Regions from separate parts of the Homo sapiens genome. Here region 1 is linked to region 2. Evidence: chromatin contacts called from ENCODE Hi-C or POLR2A ChIA-PET data. All regions are on one chromosome and are shown on one strand. The core of a region is the stretch at or near the end of the contact, and the rest is flanking DNA. Distances in the headings are between cores, read along the strand shown. Region 1 overlaps NFATC2 (nuclear factor of activated T cells 2). Region 2 has its middle 29 kb from the start of NFATC2.

Region 1 (5,481 bases), core at 1,296-3,795, 110 kb before region 2:
GCCATAGACATTGTTGTCTTATATATTTTAGCATATATGTACCAAACATATGCATGTGTGTACACAGGTCACCTCTGTGGTCACTGCTGTTCTCGGTGAATCCTGAGCCATAACCCAGGTTTCTTCTTCTTTTTTTTTTTTTAATAGAGACTGGATGTTGCCATGTTGCCTAGGCTGATCTCAAACACCTGAGCTCAGGCGATCCGCACGCCTCGCCCTCCCAAAGTGCTGGGATCATAGGCATGAGCCACTACGCCTGGCCCAGGTTTCTTGACCCCAGTTGCCAGTGTTTCTCAAAGTGTGGCTCTCAGGTCACCTGTAGCAGAATCTTCCCCCAGCAACGCAGGGTCAGAAGGTGCTAGATAAAAATGCAGATACCCAGGCCACATCCCTCACCCTCTGTGCCCCAATCTCTCGGGCAGAGGCCAGACATTTGCATTTTAACAATCTTTCCGGGTGACTTGTCACGCACGTTTGCTTAAGAGCCAAGTTCCACACTTAAGAGGCCACCTGAGGACGGGGAACTCCTCCAGGGCAGGCCCCAGTCCTCAGAGAACCCAGAGGCAAAGCAATTAGCTTTTGAAAGAGGAACTGAAGCCAGCGCACAGCAGCCCAAATTACCCTCCTGAGCTCTACTTCTCTATTGCTCTCTGATGCAACCTCCATCACCTATGGCTGCTAATTGGGGTGACAGGTCCAGGGTGGGTGGGAGGCTCTAAGGAAGCCCAGTGGGCCTCCCAGGCTTGCACCCACCCTCCTCATCAGCCCCCCTTTCTCCCATTCATTTCTGAGACTGCAGACAATCCAAACCGCACAGCCTGCAGTTTTCCAACCAAACCAGGCACCTTGCTTTTAAAGTCATCTTTGAGGGCCTGGCTCAGGCCTGCGGGTGAAGTCTTGACCTCTGCTCCAGCTTAAGCTTCAAGGTGGCCCCTGCAAAGTGACTTCCCCAGGCTTCCCTCCTGCCCCTGGATTCTGGCACGTCATAAAGTGGCTTGGGGGGGCTCTTGTATTTTATGAGCTCTGAATCAACAGGACGCTGTTGGTTTAACCAGTTTGGGTGTTGACTTTGTCTTGCAACTGTGCCCACCTGCAGCACAGCAGCAGCCACCGCAAAGGTTCAGCGAAGAAAACTGACACCGGCACAGGGTTCCCCCACATCGCCCAAGTAGGCCTGGAAATGGGAAGTTATTGCCTGACTATCTGAAATTCGCCGTCAAGCCGGGTGGCCAAGAATTACGATCTATCCAAGAACCTCAGGAGAGACTGGTTAGAGAAATTCGCTCCTACAGAGAGGGCAGTTTCTGTTAATAACAGCGGACAGGCTGGGTGTGGTGGCTCACCCCTGTAATCCCAGCACTTTGGGAGGCCAAGGTGGGCAGATCACTTGAGGTCAGAACTTCGAGACCAGCCTGGCCAAGGTGGTGAAACCCCATCTCCACTAAAACTACAAAAAAAGTTAGCTGGGCGTGGTGGTACGTGCCTGGAATCCCAGCTACTTGGGAGGCTGAGGCAAGAGAATTGCTTGACCTGGGAGGTGGCGGTTGCAGTGAGTTGAGATTGCACCACTGCCCTCAAGCCTGGGTGACACAGCAAGACTCTGTTTCAACAATAAAAATAAATTTAAATTTAAGAAATAACAGGCCGGGCAGGGTGACTTATGCCTGTAATCCCAGCACTTTGGGAGGCTGAGGCTGGCAGATCACCTGAGGTCAGGAGTTTGAGACCAGCCTGGCCAACATGATGAAACCCCATCTCTGCTAATAATACAAAAAAAAAAAAAAAAATAGCTGGGCATGATGGCACGCACCTGTAATCCCAGCTACTTGGGAGGCTGAGGCAGGAGAACTGCTTGAACCCGGTAGGCAGAAGTTGCAGTGAGTCGAGATCGCGCCACTGCACTCCAGCCTGGATGACAGAGCGAGACTCTGTCTCAAAAAACTAAAAATAAATAGCAGACAATTACAAATGCTATAAAGACTACAGATTGCAGGCACAACATATACACATTTTTAAAAATATTATAAAACGCCCACACCAAGAAGCAATTTAGGGTTCACACGTAAAAGTAACATTCTAATTTTGGGACTTTGAGCAAGACACTTAATTTCTTTGCCTCTGTTTTTCATCTATAAAATGGGAATATCACAGCACTAACCTCACTGGGCTGCCTGCAGATTAAATGAGCTAATCCATGGGCCTGCGTGGCATCTCATCAGGACTCAGTGAATGTTAGTTGTGTTTATTTTTATTGCTAAACTTCATGAGACCACAAAGCAGGAATCACTCCCGTTTTAGAGTAGAAGACATTGATCCTCCCAGAGGAGAAGGAATAAGCTTGGGAGCTCACAGCAAATGGACAAGCAGAATTTGGACCTACACTGGGGGATTCCGCTACCCCATGGGACCCTCTGCAGTGAAACGGAGGACTTCGTGGGAAAGACACCGGCCAGCCCAGGCAAGAAGGTTCCTCCCATTGGTCATCGTTCTGGCCCGAGCACTGAGCAACCCTGGCCTTGGCGCTCCAGCTGCTGTCAGCCCTTCTTGTCTCTGTATCAGGCCCCATCCTTGGCTGTGAGCCTGGTCTGGCTGGGCCTGGCTTGGCCCAGAATGTGCTGCCGACTCAGGCATCTCCCGGGAGAGGCTGTGAGCAGGGCCAGCAGACAGGCCCCTCAGCCTCCACTCTGGCTGTTCCCTGGGTCTTCCCTGGGAAGTGGGAGAGTGGAGGGGAACCAAAATCTCCCCTAGTGTGGGGCTCACCTCTTTGAGGGAACCACTGAGGTCCACAGCAAGGGAGTGGGGTATGATGTGTGCAAATGCATGAGACACACAGTGAGTGACAAAGTTGTAGCTGTGGGCCTCGGTGGCGGGGGGCCTCAGCTTCAGCTTTCTCATATGGAGAAATGCAGCAGCACGGCCCCTCCTGTGAGACTTTCCTATCTCATCCACTCCACAGGACATCAGGGAGAGTAGGAGCTGCTGTCTCTCCTCCCATCAGATCATTACTCTACCATTCCAATGTACTAACAGGCACCCTCTTCAGAATATTCTCAGTCCAAAACCTGATGAGCTCTGGATCACTGAGGAACCCAGGCAGCCGGGACAGAGAAAAGAAGATGGCTTTAACCCCAGCTCTGCCCCTGCCTTGCCAGCCGTGGGACTGCAGCAAGTCACTCATCCTTCGGAGCCTCAGCCTGCAGGCGCCCACACCCTGCAAGGGTGCTTTTCTGTGCCTCCATCACTGGCATATTATCAAATGCTTCGAACAAATGAACTGAGCAAACGTTTAAGATGGGCCTTCTGAGGTTATGATGAGGATGGAAATGAGTTAACCTCAGTGCATCTGTGGGTACATCGTAGGTGTTCAGAAGGGCACTCTGCCTTCCCAGCTCCCTCATAAGTAGCCCAGTAAAGGGCCGGGTAGGTAACTATTTCAATCAGCAAAGAAGCCACCCCAATCCTGGGCTCTCCAAAAAAAAACAACTTTCCTCCACTCACTCATCAGGTGGCCCACCCCACTGGGCCAGATAACTATTGGGGTTCCTTCCCAGCAGCAGGGTATGTTGCAGGCTGTCTGCTCGACTCTCCTCTCACACCGGCCTACTGCTGCCTGGGTTTCAGACTCCTGCAGTGACAGGGTGGCAGCCAGAGGTACGTAAAGCCTGCTTTACAGAACTACGGGAGGGCTGCAGGCAAGACAATGAGATCCGTCCACACTGGGCCACCACAAAGGCCACCACAAAGGAGGCACTTGAGTTACCCTGTGGGATCACGTCTGGCACTTACTGTGTGAGACACACACGCATTTAACCGCCACCCTGAGGGAGGTACTATTATTCTCCCCATTTTACAGATAGGGAAAGCGAGGCACAGAGTGTTTAAGTAATCTCCCCAGGACTAAGCAGCCAGTAAGTGGCAGAGGCAGGATTTGAACCCAAGCTACCTGCTCCAAAGCCCACATTCCTAACCGCCACTCTAAACTGCTTCTCCCCATCATGCAGCTTTCTGGCACTTCTGAAATAGGGCTTCTTGGTCACTTGCCTTCGAGAGCAGAGGCTGACAAAGGCCTGGCCAACCTGCTCTCTGCCCAATGCTCCAGTTTCATCCAAGATTTACCACTACAGGATCTTGAAGGAGACAATCTAGTGCCGGGGGGTGGGGGGATGAGGAGTGGGGTGGGCAGGTGCCCACAGCCCCCTGGAGGCCCTTGAGTTGGTCTCTGATTTATAATGAGATGATGCCACCCTTTGGGTTTCTGGCCCAAATTAATCTATCACTCAATATGTAGTTAAGGCTTGATGCCCCGAGGCTCAGTGGGATGCAATGTTACCACTGGCTTGCCCCTCACTAGCTGGATGGCCACAGGCAAGCTCACTTCTCCATGCTACAGTTTTTCCAGCCTCTTCTCATACTGATTCAGCCACAATACAGAACGTACTTGACACACAGCAGATGATTAATAACTTCATTTCTCTACACCTCTTCCCTGTCCTGTCCCTCTCATCTTCTTTCTTCCTTCATTCTGCCTTCAAGTATTGATTAGCACCTACTATGTGCTAGGCTGTGTGCTAAATGAATATTAAAATAGAAATCACAGCTGGGCGTGGTGGCTCAGGCCTGTAATCCCAGCACTTTGGGAGGCCAAGGCAGGTGGATCATCTGAGGTCAGGAGTTTGAGACCAGCCTGGCCAACATGGTGAAACCCCGTCTCTACTAAAAATAAAAAAATTAGCCAGGTGGCCTCCTGTAGTCCCAGCTACTCAGGAGGTTGAGGAACGAGAATCACTTGAACCTGGGAGACAGAGGCTGCAGTGAGCCAAGATTGCACCACTGCACTCCAGCCTGGGTGACAGAGTGAGAATCCGTCTCAAAAAACTATATATATAGAAATCACATCATGTCAACCTCCTACTTGGAACCCATGGCTTCCCATCCTAATTAGAATAAAATCCGAATCCCCCAGCTTGGGCTCAGACCTCACCTCCGACCCCTCACCCCACCTATAACACTCCACACAGTCTCCCTGGGTACCTTTCTCCTCCCTGGAGACCCTGAGCTTATCCCTGCCTCAGGGCCTTTGTACTGGCTATACTTCCCCGTGGACCAATCACTCAGGTCCTGGTGAACAAGCTCCATCCTCACAGGGGCCTTCCCTGATCGGCATGACAGACACATATTTAACCAGCCTACCAACATGGTGATGTTGCTGTTCCCGCACTCCCAAGCCACCAACCCGTGGTCCTTGTTATTTTCATCATGACACTTGGCTCTCAAATGCTGTCTTTGCTTGTTTACTGTCTGTCTTCCCCACTAGAATGTAACCTTTGTGAGGGCAGGGACTTTGTTTTGTTCAGTGTTGCATCCCTAGTGCCCAGAACAGTATATATCACATGCCAAATGTATTTTAAGTTGAAAGAATAAATATTGGGAAGCCCACGATAATGATGTGAGTCATTTCAGCTTCCGGCAGGAGCAGCTGAA
Region 2 (5,444 bases), core at 679-3,178:
GTAGCTACAGTTACTATCATCTTGCCACTACAAACACCTGTCATGCTTTATCACCCAGCTCAACCAAATATACCATTTCAGAAGTGCCCCATCCCTCTTAGAATAAAATTCAATTCCTCACCAAGGCTGATGTAGCCAGCCTCTAGAGGGTCCTAGTGGCTCCCACCTTGGTGTTCCTGCTCCTGGGCCATGCCCTCCTAAATGGGCAACACAAGGCTACTGCAGAAATGAGATGTATGACTTCCAAGTCTAGGTCATAAAAGATGTGTGGCTTCTGCACTGCTGTCTTGGATCACCCACCTTGGGGGAAGCTGGCTGCCGTGTTGTGAGGACACACAGGCAGCCTTTTGGAGAGGCCCATGTAGTAAGAAACTGAGGCCTCCTGCCCACAGCCCGCATTTCAGTCAACCCTTCAGATGACTGCAGCCACAGCCAATGGCTTGACTCAGGAAAAACCCTGAACCACCCAACTAATCTGTTCCTGAGCCACAGAAACTATGAGATGATAAATACTTGCTCGTTTAAGCTACAATGTCCAGGGGGAAGCAACAGAAAACGAATGCAACGGCCTCTGAGGTCCGGCCCTACCCACCTATCTGGTCTCCCATCTACTCCCCATGAGCCAGACACCTCCTGGCTTTTGTGCTTCCTTCCCTTTGGCCTGGGACCCTTTGTCCCTACATGTCTATGGCTGGCTTCTTCCATCTTCTCAGCCTCAGTTTAAATGCCATCCTGTGAATGCATTCTTCCATGACCCTCACCTCTGAAATAGGTTCCTCTGCCCTGAAGCTCAACCCCACCCCACAAATCTCAGTCCCAACGCCCTGTCATATTTCTTTATAGCATTTATCACTTACCACAAATAAATTACATATTCATTTGTGTATTCTATGTCTCCTTTGCCTCCCAACTAAAATATCAACTCTACGAAGGCAGGAACTTTGTTTTATTCCCTGCCGTGTCCTCAGCACCTAGAATGATGCCTGGCATACGGTCGGACCTCAAAAATGTTTGTTGAGTGAATAACACAATATGAAATTGTCTCATCTGTTTGTTTACTTGGTTATGACTCATCTCTCCGCTAGACTAGGAAAATAGGGCCATGTCTGTCTTACTCGGGACTTGGCATGGTGTCTGGAACGGGTGGTACTCAGTCAATTATCCTATCTAGCATCTGTGACGGACACAGGGACTAACTCATTTGGGTCTCACAACAATTCTCTAAGATGAAGGCCACTATTATCCCCATTTTGCAGGAGGGGCGGGACAAACTGAGGCAGAGAGGCCCAAGGTCAGCAAATAGTAAGCGACAGAGTGTGAATGTGGAGAGTGGCAGCCTGGCTCCAGAGCCAGACTCCCAGGTCCTGTCTATGTTTGGTGAATGAATGAACGACAGGCACAACCATGATGGTCTGGCCACCTGCTCAGCCCGCTGGAGAGAACCCTCGCTCCGTCACATGGCCGAGGAGGTGGGTGAGGTGCTCAGCTGGGGTTGGCAGAGGAGAAGGAACGGGGCGGTGGCTGGCAGCTGGGGAGGCCTTCCCCATCTCCTAGCGATGGAAAGTTTCACCTCATCCGGAAAGAACTCCCAGTTCCATGGTTGTGGCAGAGAGTGAGGTGTCTCCCCAGCCGGGTTCGTTTCAAAATACATTGTCTTGCTTTTAATAGCCTCCCTGATCAGCTCTTGGAGGTTCTCATGACTGACTGTTCCCAAAATAATACCCGGCGCCGCTTTTTCCAACTCAGAAGTGCTGAATCTTGCTACCTCCCAATCAGCCGCTGGCTGCTGCAAAGAACTGTGGTAATCCCAGGGTCCCCCAAGACAGAATGTAACCCAACAGGGAGGTTTCTGAGGCATTTGGAGAGAACCCCGATGTTCCTCGGCAGCTCACAGGGCTGCTGACAGCAAGTTTCCGGTGACAGCCTGCCCATCCACGGGGCTCCCTCGCTGCTCCCAGCTGCTGAACTGAGATGTGACAGTGGCCAGCGGCAGCCCTAGGAACGCCCCGGCCCTCAGAGATGGAGAAGATTTTCCTAGAAGCTGGAGAGCTGACGTGGAGTGAGAGGGAATTGGCTTTTGGCCCTAGAGGCTGCGATCAGCTTGGCTTGTCTTTCTCCCTCTGTGGGTAGAAGAAGCGGGGCGGTATCTCGTTTGCAGTTTTTTGAGAGTGAACCTTGAAACATCAAGCATCTCTCCTGTGAAAGGAAAGGACTGAAGTACCTATAGCTAGACTATTTTTTCTTATATTTTAAAAATCAGACAGGCTATCTTCTTCCTTTGTGTATTCATTCAATAGACATTGTCATGTACCTAAAATATTCCAAGCACTTGGGATGCAGCTGCGAGCAAAACAGATGCAGGTGCTGCCCTACAAGGCTTTCAGTCTAGCGGGGAGACTCAGAGGAAACACACAAATATAGACAACACAGTTGAGTGGTGACGTGTGCCAAGAAAAACACATAAAGGAGAGCAGGAAGATATGGAGGGCTGGGGAAAGGAGCCTTTTTTAGTCAGGGTGGTCTGGAAGACTTCACAGAAGAGGTGACACTGAGGAGAACTGAATGGCTTAAGGGAGCTGGCCATGCAGACAGCTGAGAAAATGCATTGCAAGCTGCGAGAACAAGACGTGCAAAGGCCCTGAGGCAGTATCCTGTAAAATAGGGAGCCTGCCATCACCAGAAAGAGTCATTTTTTTCATGCATTTGACAAGTTTTCTGGGCACTGCCATGGGGCCCTGAACTTCATGCTGAAGATACAGACAGAAAACAAGACAGAAATTAATCTCTTCAGGGAGTTCATGCAGTCGGGGCGAGAGAGGTCAACTGACAGTACAAAACAGTGGGCAAGTGCAAGGATGGAGGAGGCTTGGGAGCCGAGAAATATGTGGGAGGGCACAAAACCTGGTCACGTTGGGGTGCTGGGGTAGGCCTTCAAGAGCAGTGACATCTAAACAGAGTCAATCCATAATCATAGTCGCTAAAATTTATTGAGTATTCACGTTGCACTTTGTCCTATTCCAAGTGCTTGACATGTGTATTAGTCTGTTTTCATTAGACATACCCAAGACTGGGTAATTTATAAAGGAAAGAGATTTAATTGACCTCACAGTTTCACATGGCTGGGAGGCCTCAGGAAACTTACAATCATGGCAGAAGGGGAAGCAAACGTGTCCTTCTTCATATGGCAGCAGCAAGGAGAAGTGCCCAGCAAAAGGGAGAAAAACCCCTTATAAAACCATCAGATCTCGTGAGAACTCACTCACTATCACAAGAACAGCATGAGGGTAACCAATTCCATGATTCAATTACCTCCCACTGGATCCCTCCCATGACGTGGGGATTATGGAAACTACAATTCAAGGTGAGATTTGGGTGGGGACACAACCAAACCATATCAACATGTATTAGCTTGTCTAATCCTCCTAGCCTTTGAAAATTCAAATATTTCCCCTTTTCACAGATGACAAGAGAGGCCAAATGACTTGCCCTAGGCCACATAGTGGAAGAGCTGGAAATCAAACCTTTAAAGAGGTGGGACATATTCTCCACTTTCCCTTCTCTCCTTCCCGCTAAAATATGGATTTGATGGTAAGAGCTTGAGCAGCCATCATGGGCCATGAGGTAGAAACTGTGTTAAGGAAGACAGAGCTGACAGATAGAAGGAGTTCAGGTCCCTAATGACCAGGGAGCCTCCACAGCAACCCTAGATCTCCACCCACATTCTTCTTGAGAGCGAAATAAATATCTAACTTACTTAAGCCATTGCTGTCTAGGGATCTTTAGTACGACAGCTAAACCTGTGCCCTAACCAATATGGATTCTAAGAGTAATGAAGAACCATCGAGTATGGGGACTCTGAGTGACACGAACAGATATGCACTTTAGAAAGATGGCCATAGCTGAAGTTAAGAGTCAGGCTCGGCCGGGCACAGTGGCTCACGCCTGTAATCCCAGCACTTTGGGAGGCTGAGGCGGGCAGATCACAAGGTCAGGGGTTTGAGACCAGCCTGGCCAACATGGTGAAATCCCATCTCTACTAAAAATACAAAAATTAGCCCGGTGTGGTGGCGGGCACCTGTAATCCCAGCTACTCGGGAGGCTGAGGCAGGAGAATCGCTTGAACCCAGGAGGCAGAGGGTGCGGTGAGCCTAGACTGTGCCATTGCACTCCAGCCTGGGGGACAGAGCAAGACTCCATCTTAAAAAAAGAGTCATAGCTTCAGGAGATATACCTAATGCTAAATGACAAGTTAATGGGTGCAGCACACCAGCATGGCACATGTAAACATATGTAACTAACCTGCACATTGTGCACATGTACCCTAAAACTTAAAGTATAATAATAATGAAATAAAATAAAATAAAATAAAATAAAGAGTCAGGCTCCAGGGCCAGCTGGTCTGTGTTCAGATCCCAGCTCTGCTTCTCCCTAGCTGGGTGGCCTTTGGCAGGTTACTTAACTTCTCTGTGCCTGGGTTTCCTCGGGTACAAAATGAAAGTAATATTACCCATTGGAGAGCTGTTGTGAGGATGAAATGAGTTAGCACATGGAATGGTGCTTAAAATAGCACCTGGCAGATATAAGAACCTTAGGCTCTGTGGGTGCCTGGGACCACGGCAAGCCCAGAAAGATGTCTAAGGAGCTCCAAGCCTTCATTAGCACTCAGAGGAAACAGGCCATGAGGGAGAACACGTGGATGGAGCAGTGACCCAGGAATAAAGCCAATGGGCCCTGGGGAGCTGTATCCAGAGTGGGGCATAAGCTGGTAATGGGCCATGTTGCAGAAAGCCACCTCAGCACAGTCCAGCCCAGGAAGCCGTGCCTGGGAGCCCCACATGGAAACGGGGTGGTTGCTCTGCCAGGAGAAGCGTGCTGCACTTTTCCCCTCCGTGGGCTCCCTGGAAGATAAGAAACCCCAGCTTCCTGAGGATATGCTCTGAACCCTCCTGCTGGCTCCTCTGGGCTTGTCAAAATATTTCTTTGTGGAGCCATCCCTGTTTTTCCATTAATAAAAGTATTTTTGGGCTCCCAGCAACAATGAGTGAGTGTTACAAAAGAGGTTGGGCCTTCCAAGGTAAACAGAGCTCATCCCCAACCTCAGCCGGTGGCTCTGGGCCACTGAGCAGGGGCGTGGTTGTTCTTATTCTGGAGCTCTCTGTGCTCTGAGCCCTGATTTGGCACAGGGAGAGCAGGTTCTAGGATGGGCTGCCCTATCCACAGCAGAGGGCCCTGCCAGTGCTCTTCAGGGTCCCCCGGGCTTGCATTGCCAGGGCATGCTGCATCCATCTTCCCTCCAGCTGATCAGTCAATCAGTCAACACACGTCTGTTGAGGTCCTGCTCTGGGCCCAGCAACACACAGAAAAGATACAGTCTTCCACCCTATTGCAGGGCAACAGATGTGGGAGCAGGTGAACCCACAGGTGCCATGGTAGATATCTCCCTG

What was found. Hi-C counts contacts between places; a loop is a spot of excess contacts on that map. ChIA-PET counts read pairs that join two places held with the same protein, here RNA polymerase II (POLR2A). Pooled maps may share reads with other maps.
Region 1: a map of vagina shows a loop between it and region 2 (2.0-fold over the local background). The contact joins two enhancer-like sites. A Hi-C loop is called at or near these places in 21 of 168 maps with a recorded cell type or tissue (HCT116, PC-3, Panc1 and 15 more) and 14 of 50 pooled maps. POLR2A ChIA-PET finds 5 or more read pairs at or near these places in 5 of 52 experiments (A549, H1, MCF 10A and 2 more).

Annotation. Positions count from the first base shown.
Region 1 is chr20:51,460,511-51,465,991 of GRCh38, forward strand. All of the region lies in intron 5 of NFATC2 (nuclear factor of activated T cells 2), which reads right to left. Among named protein-coding and RNA genes, the nearest start is that of MIR3194, 10 kb to the left of the region's middle. RefSeq lists an enhancer at 2,092-3,052. Within about 2 kb of position 2,546, at least 8 of the 41 ENCODE cell types and tissues checked have a DNase peak (open chromatin) inside an H3K27ac peak, as active enhancers do; they include heart right ventricle, where a contact is called at or near this core.
Region 2 is chr20:51,568,948-51,574,391 of GRCh38, forward strand. No RefSeq gene overlaps it. Among named protein-coding and RNA genes, the nearest start is that of NFATC2, 29 kb to the left of the region's middle. RefSeq lists an enhancer at 1,402-1,902. Within about 2 kb of position 1,929, at least 7 of the 41 ENCODE cell types and tissues checked have a DNase peak (open chromatin) inside an H3K27ac peak, as active enhancers do; they include heart right ventricle, where a contact is called at or near this core.